Regions from separate parts of the Mus musculus genome. Here region 2 is linked to region 1. A link is a contact called in ENCODE Hi-C or POLR2A ChIA-PET data. All regions are on one chromosome and are shown on one strand. Each heading gives the region's core, a stretch centred on a gene start or an enhancer-like site at or near the end of the contact. The rest is flanking DNA. Distances are from core to core; before and after follow the strand shown.

The links. A loop is a pair of places that touch in the nucleus more often than their neighbours do. ChIA-PET counts read pairs that join two places held with the same protein, here RNA polymerase II (POLR2A).
Region 2: a map of heart shows a loop between it and region 1 (2.8-fold over the local background). The contact joins the enhancer-like site here to the promoter of Fbxo11 in region 1. A Hi-C loop is called at or near these places in 2 of 37 maps with a recorded cell type or tissue (T-helper 17 cell and heart). POLR2A ChIA-PET finds 5 or more read pairs at or near these places in 1 of 5 experiments (Patski).

What each region holds. Positions count from the first base shown.
Region 1 is chr17:88,062,701-88,068,676 of GRCm38, forward strand. Fbxo11 (F-box protein 11) reads right to left here and starts at 3,345. Exons shown (of 23, transcript NM_001081034.3): 1 at 2,309-3,345. The coding sequence starts at 2,552. It overlaps Gm45950 (a long non-coding RNA gene), which reads left to right and starts at 3,425. Exons shown (of 2, transcript XR_385899.1): 1 at 3,425-3,867.
Region 2 is chr17:88,628,498-88,633,595 of GRCm38, forward strand. All of the region lies in intron 1 of Ston1 (stonin 1), which reads left to right. Among named protein-coding and RNA genes, the nearest start is that of Ston1, 4.5 kb to the left of the region's middle. Within about 2 kb of position 2,226, at least 2 of the 3 ENCODE cell types and tissues checked have a DNase peak (open chromatin) inside an H3K27ac peak, as active enhancers do; they include heart, where a contact is called at or near this core.

The DNA of each region.
Region 1 (5,976 bases), core at 2,095-4,594:
ATAAACAAGTATTAATAATAGAATTTTCTCAAACTAAAAATACTCTGTATACCCTCTAAAACTTTTGAGAGAAAAGCTACTTTTAAGTGGCTCCAATCAATATATGAAATATACATTAAAAATATAATAAGAATGCTAACCTTTTAAAGGTTATTTTTCTACAAGTCTAGCAAAATCTTCATTATTTTAATCTTAATTCATCTTAATGTTTATTCATTTTTAAGGCCATTTAGTTGCCCTTGGAAAGACTCACTATTCTCCCTGAAGGCTAATCAGGGAGTTTTTATCCCCTCTGTGCCAACACTGAACCTTCAGAACAGTTCCTACTGCTGCTACAGAGCAACAACCCTGGAGTGCACATTACTTACCAATGGTTAAGTACGTAATGAAACCACAATTCAAGAACATCTTTGTCAGCTTTTGAACAACAATAAAAAGAAAACTGACACTCTGGCATGTGACTATCAATGACCAAGATGCAAGCAGAAACAGACTTTGGTAACTAATAATTTAGAATAAATGAAGAAAATGCCCAGGGTCTATCTCAAGTAGAGTGGGAATTATAGCAAGTGATGAAACAGGAATGCAGACTAAACATTTAGAAATACACGATGGGAGTTAATCGAGTTTGGCTGACACTTTGGGTGATGTGCTTCTAGTAGATCAGAGCATCTTTACAAGGCTTACTCTGAGACCACGTCAGTAACATTTCAAGGGTGCTTCTTTTCCCTCATGTCAATTCTACAAGACCTGGTAATCTGAACGGAACATCGGACAACTCCGGTCCGTGGAAGTGAAAGGTAACATGAGACAATTTTTTTAATTTGTCAAAAATTAGTGAATGTACCAAAGAATCATTAAAACAGTTTTACCAACCATGTTGCAAAAGACTCCTAGCCGGTTTGAAACATCTCTCAAATAACATACAGCCAGCTGCTTTCTCAAAGACTATTGTAACAGTGACTAAGGCAAACCTTTTAAACTGTTTTTCTAGCAATTTCCTTCATCTGATAAATATTTTGATCAAATACAATGAAGCAGTTAAAGAATGTACAATTTTTAAAATTATATTTAAACGGAGTCTCAATCAAAGGAGGTGTGACAACCAACGCATGTAAAAATTACCCTTAATCCGCCAACCAAAACACGCAAAATGTCTCCTAACAATTCTCCTCTTTAAAACAACCATACACAAAATACCGTGCTGACTTACACCCCGCTGCAAGCAGCTCATTAATAAAGAGACTAGTTATGTTTGGAGATCAAGGTGCAACACTCTCATCTCACAAACCTCTCTCCACGTAACCACATCATTCAAGCAAAACCGAACATTATTTTTGCTAAAGCAAGAATCCAACCCCAGGGAGCCTCAGCCCTTAGACAATGGTGGTTACCAGACAGCGCAGCACAGTTGGGTCCAAATGACACATTTCACTAGGCCTTGGTCACAACACGCGCGCGGGCGCGCGCTCGTCTACATACAGCTACACACACGATCCCAAGGGGCCCGTTCTACGGCGAGGGTGCTCAAACCCACCCGGAGACCGAGGGGAGCACCGTGGCGTAGTGGGTTGGAGAGGAAAGGGGGACGACACAGCGGAAGGGTAACTGCACTGCACACGAGGGAGGGGGCTGGAAATGGCCGATAGCTTCTATATTTATTTATTTAAAGGTATTGATTTAACGGGTTCTTCCCCGGGGTTCTGTAACTAAAGGCAAACTGTGCAGCAAAGATGTTGTGGTCGAGAGAGGGGCCGAGGCTCCCCCTGCCCTGCGACCTGGAAGGGGGCACGCAAGTTCCCCAGCCAGCGCGGCGGACCACTCCGGCGCTCCTCTCCCCCTCCTCCAGGGCAAGGGGGAGCCCACAGAGAAGGGGAAAACAAGTTCCCCGGCCAGCCTCACCGCCCCACGCAGCCAGCCGTCCCCCCACCTACCACGAGAAAGGGGGAGCCCAGATCGAGCCAGGCGCAGAAAGGGGGGAAATCCCACCCTCCTGCCCGCCCCCGGCCGCGAACAGACTCCCGTGGGGTGGGCGAGCCAGCCGGGAAGCCCCAAGGAGGGGTGGGGACGGAGGGTGCCAGCCCCGAAACCAAACAAAGCGCGGCCTGAGCCGCAGCCCGGGCGGATCGCGCAGCCGCGGCTTTTCCTGCCGGCCAGGCCCGGCCGGGCCGGGCCCAGGCGAACACTGCGGCACGGTGGGACCCGCCTCCGCTCGGCCTCCGTCTCCCACCCCGGGCGCGCCGCCGCCGCCGCCGCCGCCCCCGCCCGGCCTCCCGCCCGCCCAGCCAGGCCCCGAGCGCGGCCTTACCCCTCTCGCCGGCGTTGTTCCGATCCTGAGGCGGCGGCGGAGGCGGCGGGGGCGGCGGCGGGGGCTGCTGCTGCGGCGGCGGCGGGGGCTGCTGCTGCGGCGGCTGCTGGGGCGGCTGCGGCGGCGGCTGTTGCTGAGGCGGCTGCGGCGGCGGCTGCTGCGGGGGCTGCTGCTGCTGCTGTTGCACCGGGCGCGGCCGCGACACTCGCCTGGGTCTCCGGTTGGCGGCTCGGACGGAGTTCATTTGCCGGGCTGAGGTGGCGGCGTTGGCGGAGGGACACACACACTCACGCGCACACGCACCGCGAGCTCCGGGGCCGGGGAGGAAGGGGGTGGGGAGCGGGAAGGAGCGGGGCGGCCGGGGACGCGGGGACCGGGGGGCCACCGGGCGTGAGCTTCCCCCGGCTCCGCGGGGAGGCTGGGGGCACCACCGGAGCTTGAGCGAGGCCCGCCGGCCGGGCCTGGCGCACGGGCAAGGCCGAGGCCGCCGGGCGGGGCGGCCGCGAGGGACGCAGACAGAGAGACGGGCCGGGCAAGAGAAAGAAAGAAAGGGCGTCCGTCCGCCTGGGGAGCCCGAGGCGAAGCGCGGCGGCGGCCGAGCAGACGAGCCGGGCCCGCCGACTCCCGAGCGGCGTCTCCGGCAGCGGCGGCGGCGGGGGGAGTGGGCGGACGGGCGATCTCGGAGAGGGCGAGCCGAGCGGGGCGGGAGCGCGCGGGGGGCGCCCGGCTCCTCCGTTCCTCGTCCTCCCCCCACACCCCCTGAAAGAGCGCCCTGCGAGGAATTTTCTCTTTCTTCGGCCTCTTCTCTCTCCTCCGCCCCCCCCACCCCCACCCTCGGCGAAGGGGAAATGAGTGTAAAAGGGAGGAGATAGGGGCAAAAGAGGCGTCGTCGTTCCTCCTCCTTAAAGGAACCTTCCCTCCTCAGCCCCAGCGCCGCCGCCGCCGCTGCCGCTGCTGCTGCTGCCGCTGCTGCTGCTGCTGCTGCTCCGTGGCAGGAGGAGCCATTGACACCGCCGGAGCCTCTCCGCTCAAGCCCTGTCGGTCCCTCCCCGCCGCGGGGCTGGCCGGGGGGCGCGGGGGGAGGGCCGCGAGCCGGCGGGGGAGGGGCGGGGGCGGGGACAGAGGGGGCGTGGATTCCGGCGGGGCCTGACCAATGGGAAGCGCCCGTACGGTGTCGGAGCCAATGGAGCCTCCTCTCTTATCGCGGAGCCCCCTTCCTCCAACACCCTGTTTCCTCTCTCGGGTTTCCTCCTTCCCCGACGGAGGAGGAGGAGGAGGAAAGAGGAAAGGGGGGAGTGTGGCAGGGCGGGTGATAATGGGGAGGTATCAGGGCATATAATGGAGCCGGGGGTGGGCGAAGGAGCGGCAGTACGTAGCGAAGGTTCTAGGATAGGAGGTGCTCTGAAGGAAGGGCGGGGGCTGCTGATGCAATTGGGAGAAGTGATTAATCCTGCCTTTTGCCGGTTCAGCCTCCCTCCACCCCAACCTTCACCTGGTTCTCTTAAACGCCACAAGGAGTGAGGGACTCCGTCTTGGGTAACTCCGGATTTCTGGGCTCGGTAGGTTCAAGCTCTCAGCTGTAGGGAGCGCTCCAGGCTCTGTGCGTTTTTAGTCCAGCTGAAGGGATTTATTTGCAAACCTTAAGAAATCTTGTTTCGGCTCTGCTGAGAACTTAAGAGAGAGTCTGGAGTCGGTTCCAGCTTTTGTCGCCCAAACTTTCAGAATGTTTTAGATCTTTAACCAAGTTAGTTTGCTTTAGGCTTTTTTTTTGGGGGGGGGGGGGGGGCAAGTGGTCTACATGGTGTTCCGGAAGAAGTAAAATAAAACGGGTGGAGGTTGTGATGGATTATATTGGTTTTGTTTTAGGTCCCACGAAGTCAAGAAAGATAAACCCCCGAGAGGAATAATCTTTTGTATCTGTGTCTGGTCCCCTTAGCACAATCTCTCCCCAAGGAAAATGTGTTTCTATTCCCTGGCCGCCGTTATGAAGACTGAAAATGTACTCCGCTCACTATTCCTTATTGCATAGCTAGTGGTTTATCTCTGGATTCCCTCATTTCGGAGCTGTCAGTGATTTTCTACTTGAATTTCATTGATTGCTTTCTAGGCTTAAGATAGATAAAACATTACAAAGCTTCAGAAAGGGAGGGAGAAAAGTGAATTCTAAGGGACGCACAGGAGAGGTAAGTCTACGGTATTGTGCTATGTGTAAATTACAGATTTTTTTCTTTTTTTCTTTTTTTCTTTTTCTTTTTTTTTTTCTTTTTTCTTTCTTGGTTTTTTGAGACAGAATTTCTCTGTGTAGTCCTGGCTGTCCTGGAACTCATTCTGTAGATCAGGCTGGCCTCTAACTCAGAAATCCGCCTGCCTCTGCCTCCCACGTGCTGGGATTAAAGGCATTCGCCACCACTGTTGGCAAATCACCCTTCTAGATGTCAGACATCTCCTGCCATTTAAATAATAACCTATCATATGATGTACAATTGCTGGGTTTTTTTTTTTCTTTTTTGGTCATGTGATTTTCAAAGACTCACAATCTTTTCAAAACCTGTATGTGAAGACAGCTATTTGAAAAATATCTTGAGGGGCTAGAAAGATGGCTCATCCCTTAAGAGCACTGGCTGTCCTTCCAGAGGTCTCACTTCAGTCCCAGCAACCACATGGTAGCTCCAACTATCTGTAACTCCAATTCTAGGGCATCTGTCCCCCTCTTCTGGCCTCTGCAAGCACCAGGCATGCACTTGGTGTACAGACTTGCATGCAGGCAGAACTCACACATAAACCTTAAGAAATTATTTTATTAAAAAAAATCCAACAATTCGAGTCATGCATGAGTAGCTAAAGCCTATATTCACAGAATTCTGAAGGCTGAAGCAGAAGGGATAGCAAGTTCTAGGCTATCCCGATCTGCGAAACAAGATCCTATCTGACTAAATACATAAACAGTATTAAAAATGTCATGGTTGTTAACTGGGTAAAAATGAGCATTTATGGTTGGATTTAATAAACATTGAGGGAAGAGTTTTAAAAATCTGGAAGTAGCATATTATAATTGTGTCCATAATTCTAATTACATTAAACAGGTGGATTTCTGAGTTTGAGGCCAGCCTGCTGTACAGAGTGAGTTCCAGGACAGCCAGGGCTTTACAGAGAAACCCTGTCTCAAAAAAACTAAAATAAATAAATAATTTATGGTTGTTAGCTGGGTGAAAATGAATGTTTATGGTTGGATTTAATAAGCATTGAGGGAAGAGTTTTAAAAATCTGGAAAATAGCATATTATAATTGAGTCCATAATTCTAATTGCATTAAACATTTGTAGCTGGGTAGTGGTGGCGCACGCCTTTAATCTCAGCACACAGGAGGCAGAGGCGATGGTTCTCTCTGAGTTCGAGGCCAGCCTGGTCTACAGAGGTAGTTCTAGGACAGCCAAGGTTATACAAAAAACACCTGTATCTTGAAAAGCAAAGAAACGGGCTAGAGAGATGGCTCAGTGGTTAAAGAGCACACGCTACTCTTCCTGAGTTCAGTTCCCAGCAAGCACATGGTGACTCACAACCATCTGTAATTGAATCTGATGCCCTCTTCTGGTGTGTCTGAGGACAGCAACAGGGTCTCATATAAACAAAGTAAATAAATCTTTTAAAAAAAAAATTCTACTCAACCAA
Region 2 (5,098 bases), core at 976-3,475, 560 kb after region 1:
GTACAAGAGTTTGATTTCTTAACTGGCAGAAAGAATAATGTATCTTTTTTTTTTTTAGCTTTGCTGTAGCCTATTCTGTTTCTAGCCCACCCTTTAGAACAGGGTAGGGGTAATTGCTGTGGAGATCCCCTAATTTGGAGGGGGTTAAACTCTTAGCAGATTCTGAATGCACTTGATAGATTTGTTGAAGGGGAAAAGGCTTGTGTCATGGTTTCCTGCAGCCCCGTTTTTCCTGATGTGAATAGCCAAACACAGCTACTTTTAACTTGCTCTCAAGTTCAGTCGTCCCAAAGCCGCTATGAGACTGGCTACTGTGAAGAAACTGTTGTTTTACAGAGAAGCAAACATCTCCCTGAGGAGTCTTAAATATCAAAAACGGGTTTCTAGAAATTTCTGCCATAATAAAATTTCTATGCCCTAGATAGGATCTTGGTGTCCTGCCATATTTCTGGGCCTAACTGGAGCTATGTTCTAGAAGTTCGCTCCTAATCCAGATGGACTGCACACAGACCTCTGAAGGGTTGGGGCCACAGGAAGGCCATGGCCTCACTGGCAGGGAAGGAGCCTGAGTCAGACAGAGGAATCTTTGCCTCTGAAGGAAGTAGCAGAGATAGGAAGGAGACAGGAATTCCTGGGCCCTGAACCAACTAGATTCCAGACCTTGGAAGATGCCCAAATGCTGTTTAAATGAGATATTGCTCATGCATGGCTGTCAGTAGTGAGTAGGGGGGAGGGGTATCAAGAGAGGCAGGAGCTTGTTCTGATCCAAGTGGCTGCCAACACGGGGTGGGGGTGGCTGTGAGGGACTCAGAGGAGATGGCGGCAGCGGGAGGGGACAAGGGTGGGGGGCGCTGCGGGAGGAAGGGGTGGGTTGGGGGTGTGCGGGGGGAGGTAAAGGGAGACTGCACTAAGCTGAGCTGCCTTCCAGCGCTCTGAAGCAGCTGTGGGCAGGAACCATGGAAGGAAGATTGTTGCCAAGCTCGCTCGTGCTTACCTCCCCTGCCAGAGGCCTAGGGCCTTCTGAGCCAGGCTCTGGGGTAGGGACGGGGTTGGAGAAAGGAAAGCATTTGGTTGGAGCACTAGTTGTTGACTTTGGGCTAGCTGACTGGAAGGGGATGTGGGAGAAGGATGATACTGAGGGAGGGGAAGCAGAGATAAGAGAGATGTGCAGCAGGCAGGAGGGGACAGAGCACTGAGGGAACCAGACCAGCCTCCCACTGAGGTCCCATCTGTAGAGGACCAACCAGAGACCTTGGAGGCAGACTGACCACTGGCTGGGGAGCCAGGATTGAGAAATCTTTGCATGGATTTGGGGTTCAAGATCATAGGTATTATATAAGGTGTGCAAAAAAATGGGGGTGGGGGTAGAGGTACGTCCATTTACAAAGCAATGGGCTAATTTCTTTGTGTGTGTGTGTAAATCAGTTTCTTTGTCTCACAAGAGGCAGAGAAAAATAAACTACACCCATCTTCCCAAACTACCCAGGGAAACCAGAAGGGGCAGACGCTAGGCGGGGATCCCAGCAAGACTGCACTGAAATCTCTCATCTGTCTTCTAACATAATAAACTCTGCTGGAGTAAATATTTGCAGGACGTCTTGTCCTCCGAAGGGCTGTTTGGACTGGATTCCTTCTGAGGGTGGGGCGAGGATGGGCCTGGACCTCTGATCCTCCTGGTGGCTCTGCCAGGTCCCAGGGGCTGATGTTTTTGGCCATTGCTTCTGCTGGGCAGAGCCCGACGGTGAGGTTCCCTCCCCCTGCCCTCCACCCCGGCCTTGGCCTGGCCTCAAGCCCCTTCTTGTGGGTTTAGAGCCCCCAGGAATGCGCAGAGGCCTTTGTTTTCAGCCCAGTCCTAGGCTCCCCCTTCTATTTATTTGTGTCAGCTCTTTTCCAAGCTTGAGTGAATCAAACAAGCAGGGGCCCAGAGGGAGGAAAGAGGCTTTACCCAGCAGCTTTGTGCCAGCAGGTCTCAGTTTTTCCGTCCAATGGGGCTCCTTCTAGGAGGGTTCAAAATAATGGGTGTAGCTCAGTGGTAGAATACTCGTCCTGAGTTACAGTCCCAGCACTGGGCTTCTCTGCCCTGAGGGTCCTGGAACTGAGTGGGGAATAGTTTTTGCTTTTGAACATACACATTTGATTTGGATATCAATTGCCATAGAATTGCTTTAATGCTGGAAAGAACTCCAAAAACTGTTCTAGTGTAACCAACCCTTGGTTTTTGAAGAGACCGGGCACTCAGCCAGCCAGTGGCAGAGCAGTGCCCAGGATTCCTGTGACTTCACTACCCTCAGGAATGTGCTTCTTAAAGCTCCTCACCTTTGGTGTCTTCAGACTAATTTCAAGAATTTATGTTATACCAAAGGAGACAGCATTTGCTCAATAGAAATGTTCATAGAGGCGACAAATTCATAAAGATAGAGGGTAGGTTAGTGAATTCCGGGGCCCAGGAGAAGGGGAGGCTGGAGAGTGCCTGGGGTTGGTCTAGGGTTTGTTTTGGGAGCAGGAGGAATGTTTTGAAGTTGGCGGCAATGGACAAACAACTCTGTTATTAATCTAAAAAGTACATAAGTGCACACTGGTTTTGTTTGTTTGTTTGTTTTTGTTTTTTGAAAGTGGCCTATGAATTGTATCTCAGTCAGTCCTGATTTTTTTTTTTCTCCTTGCTGATGGGTGGTTTCAGGCTATGTACAGGAATGTAGCCCTTTACTGATGGGGGACTTCAGTCTGTACAGAGGAATGTATGTATAGAGGAATGTATGGATGCACACACAGCACAGGTTGTTTGATAGGCCGTGAGTCAAGACCCTCTGAATGATAAACTTCACATATTTTGGGGGTGGGTGGATGGGGTGGAAGTGTGTTATAAACTTATTGGATTTCTAGCTTTCCACTTCACTAACAAAGTGACTACCTAGTAATCATTCCAATGAAGACTTAGTGATTTGATTCAGTTGACTTGCCAGGTGGTTAATCTGAGCACTCAGGAGGCAGAGGCTGACGGATCTGAGTTCAAAGCCAGCCTGGTCTACAGAGTCAATTCTAGGACCACTAAGACTACACAGAGAAACCCTGTCTTGAAAAACAAAAGCAAGCAAACAAACAAAGCTTTGAGTCAAATGCCCCCAACCTTCCTGTGTATGCTCCTCATAAAGTCCCCCTAAATCCCCACCCCACCCCAGCAGTGTGTGTGTGGGGAGTGTCTGTGGGAAGGCACATGAAGTCTGTCCTTTGTAACACAACTTTAAGTGAATAGTGCAGAATAGCTCTCCTATTGGTTGGTCTACCCACAGTCTTGTACAATCCTTTTTATTTTTGTGACTTCCACTGGAATGCTTTTTATTTCTAATTTCCTTTTTCCATTGTTCACTAAACTAGCTGTAAGGACTTACACGTTTTCAACAGGACTGTGTGGACTGCCTGAGCCCCAGCACAGATGAAATGCTATACCCTCTAAACAGTGGCTCCCCTTTTGTCCCCTTTCCAGGCTCTGACATTCATTGCTTCACTTTCTGCTCTCTGAAGCTGACTTCAAATATCTTGTGTTTTTCATTTTCATCCATTTTCAACAGCACTGGCTCAAAGGCTCGCTCTTCGTCCTCTTGTCTTCTTTCTGCATGCGTCTCAGCCCTGCTGTTCTGTTAGTTTTACCTGAGCTAACTCTCCTTTAGCTTGTCTGTTGACTAGCTTCTTGAAGCATAGAGCTGTGGAATTTCTTTGAGCTTACCCTTATTTTTAGTGTAGCCATTTATGGCTGTAGTCTTTTCTGTTAGCATGACTTTCATTGCGGATTTTAGAAATCTGTGAGATTTTGCTTTGTTTTGGTTCTTTGTTTTTTTTTGCTTGTTTTGTTTGTTTCGTTTTGTTTTTCTTTTTTGAGACGGGGTTTCTCTGTGTAACCCTGGCTGTCCTGGACTTGATTTACAGACCAGGCTGGCCTGGAACTTCTACCTGCCTCTGCCTCACAGAGTGCTGGGGTTAAAGGCGTGCGCCACCACCCCCGACTGTGTTTCTGTCTCACAGTATTTTCTAGCTTACCCTTACATCCCCCTCTGTTTGAAACCATGATTGCACAATGTCTTCACTTGATATTAATTCGCTTGTTTGTCAATTTGCATTGGTGGAAAAACAAAAGCAAGAGTTCCCCTTTTGCTATTGATTTCTAGGAACCCCCTCCCCACCTGTATAAGACAGAAGTGCTTATGTTACTTTAGTTTTCCTAAGTTTAAGGCTTGTCATGTGGTCTAAGATAATGCACTCTTCCTTGTTGTACTCCTCCATGTGTGCTTGAGAAGGTATGTCCGCTCTAGTCTGTGCTGGGATGCTGTGTGCGTCTGGCAAGCTCATTTGGTGGATGGGATTGCTCAAGACTTCTTTGTAAAGATTAACAGTCTACCTGGGTATTGCCTCTATTATGAATCTGGGATCCTGAATCCCCTAGCGTTATATTTAGCTGTCTAGTTCTTCCTTCCTGACTGTCAGTCCTTGCTCCCTTGGTCTTGGGGTTCTAATGCTGGGTGCCAGACATTTACAATTATTGTATCTTCCTTGTGCACTGACTGCTTTATCGTTACGCAATTTGCCTTTTGTGTTTTTGACTTGTTTATTTATTATTTGTTTGTTTTTAAAGGTCTTGTTTATTTTTACTCTCTGTGGATGATTATGAGGACCGCGCCTAGTTGCACGCATGCGCACACATTTCTGCGAATGAGTGTGAGCGTTGTACCTACTTGCATGCATGCCTGAAACGTGCCTTGGTTGGATCCCATGGACTGGGCTTGCAGTTACAGATGCGTGTGAGCCACCATATGGGTGCTGCGAGTCAAATCAGCTCCTCTCCATCCCTGCTTGGTTTTGTTTTTGTTTTTGTTTTTGTTTTTTGAGACAGATGCTTGCTCTGTAGCTCAGGCCAGGCTGAACTCACTGTGTAGCCCAGGTTGGCCTTGAATTAATTATATCAGGTATGACATGGTTGTGAACATGACTGTATGACGCAGCTTTGGCCACAGGAGCACCTGTGTCAACCTGAATACTGCATCTCGGACTTTCTAGTATACAGATGGCGTTGCTCTTCTTATATGCTTGTCCACTTTGCCTTTGT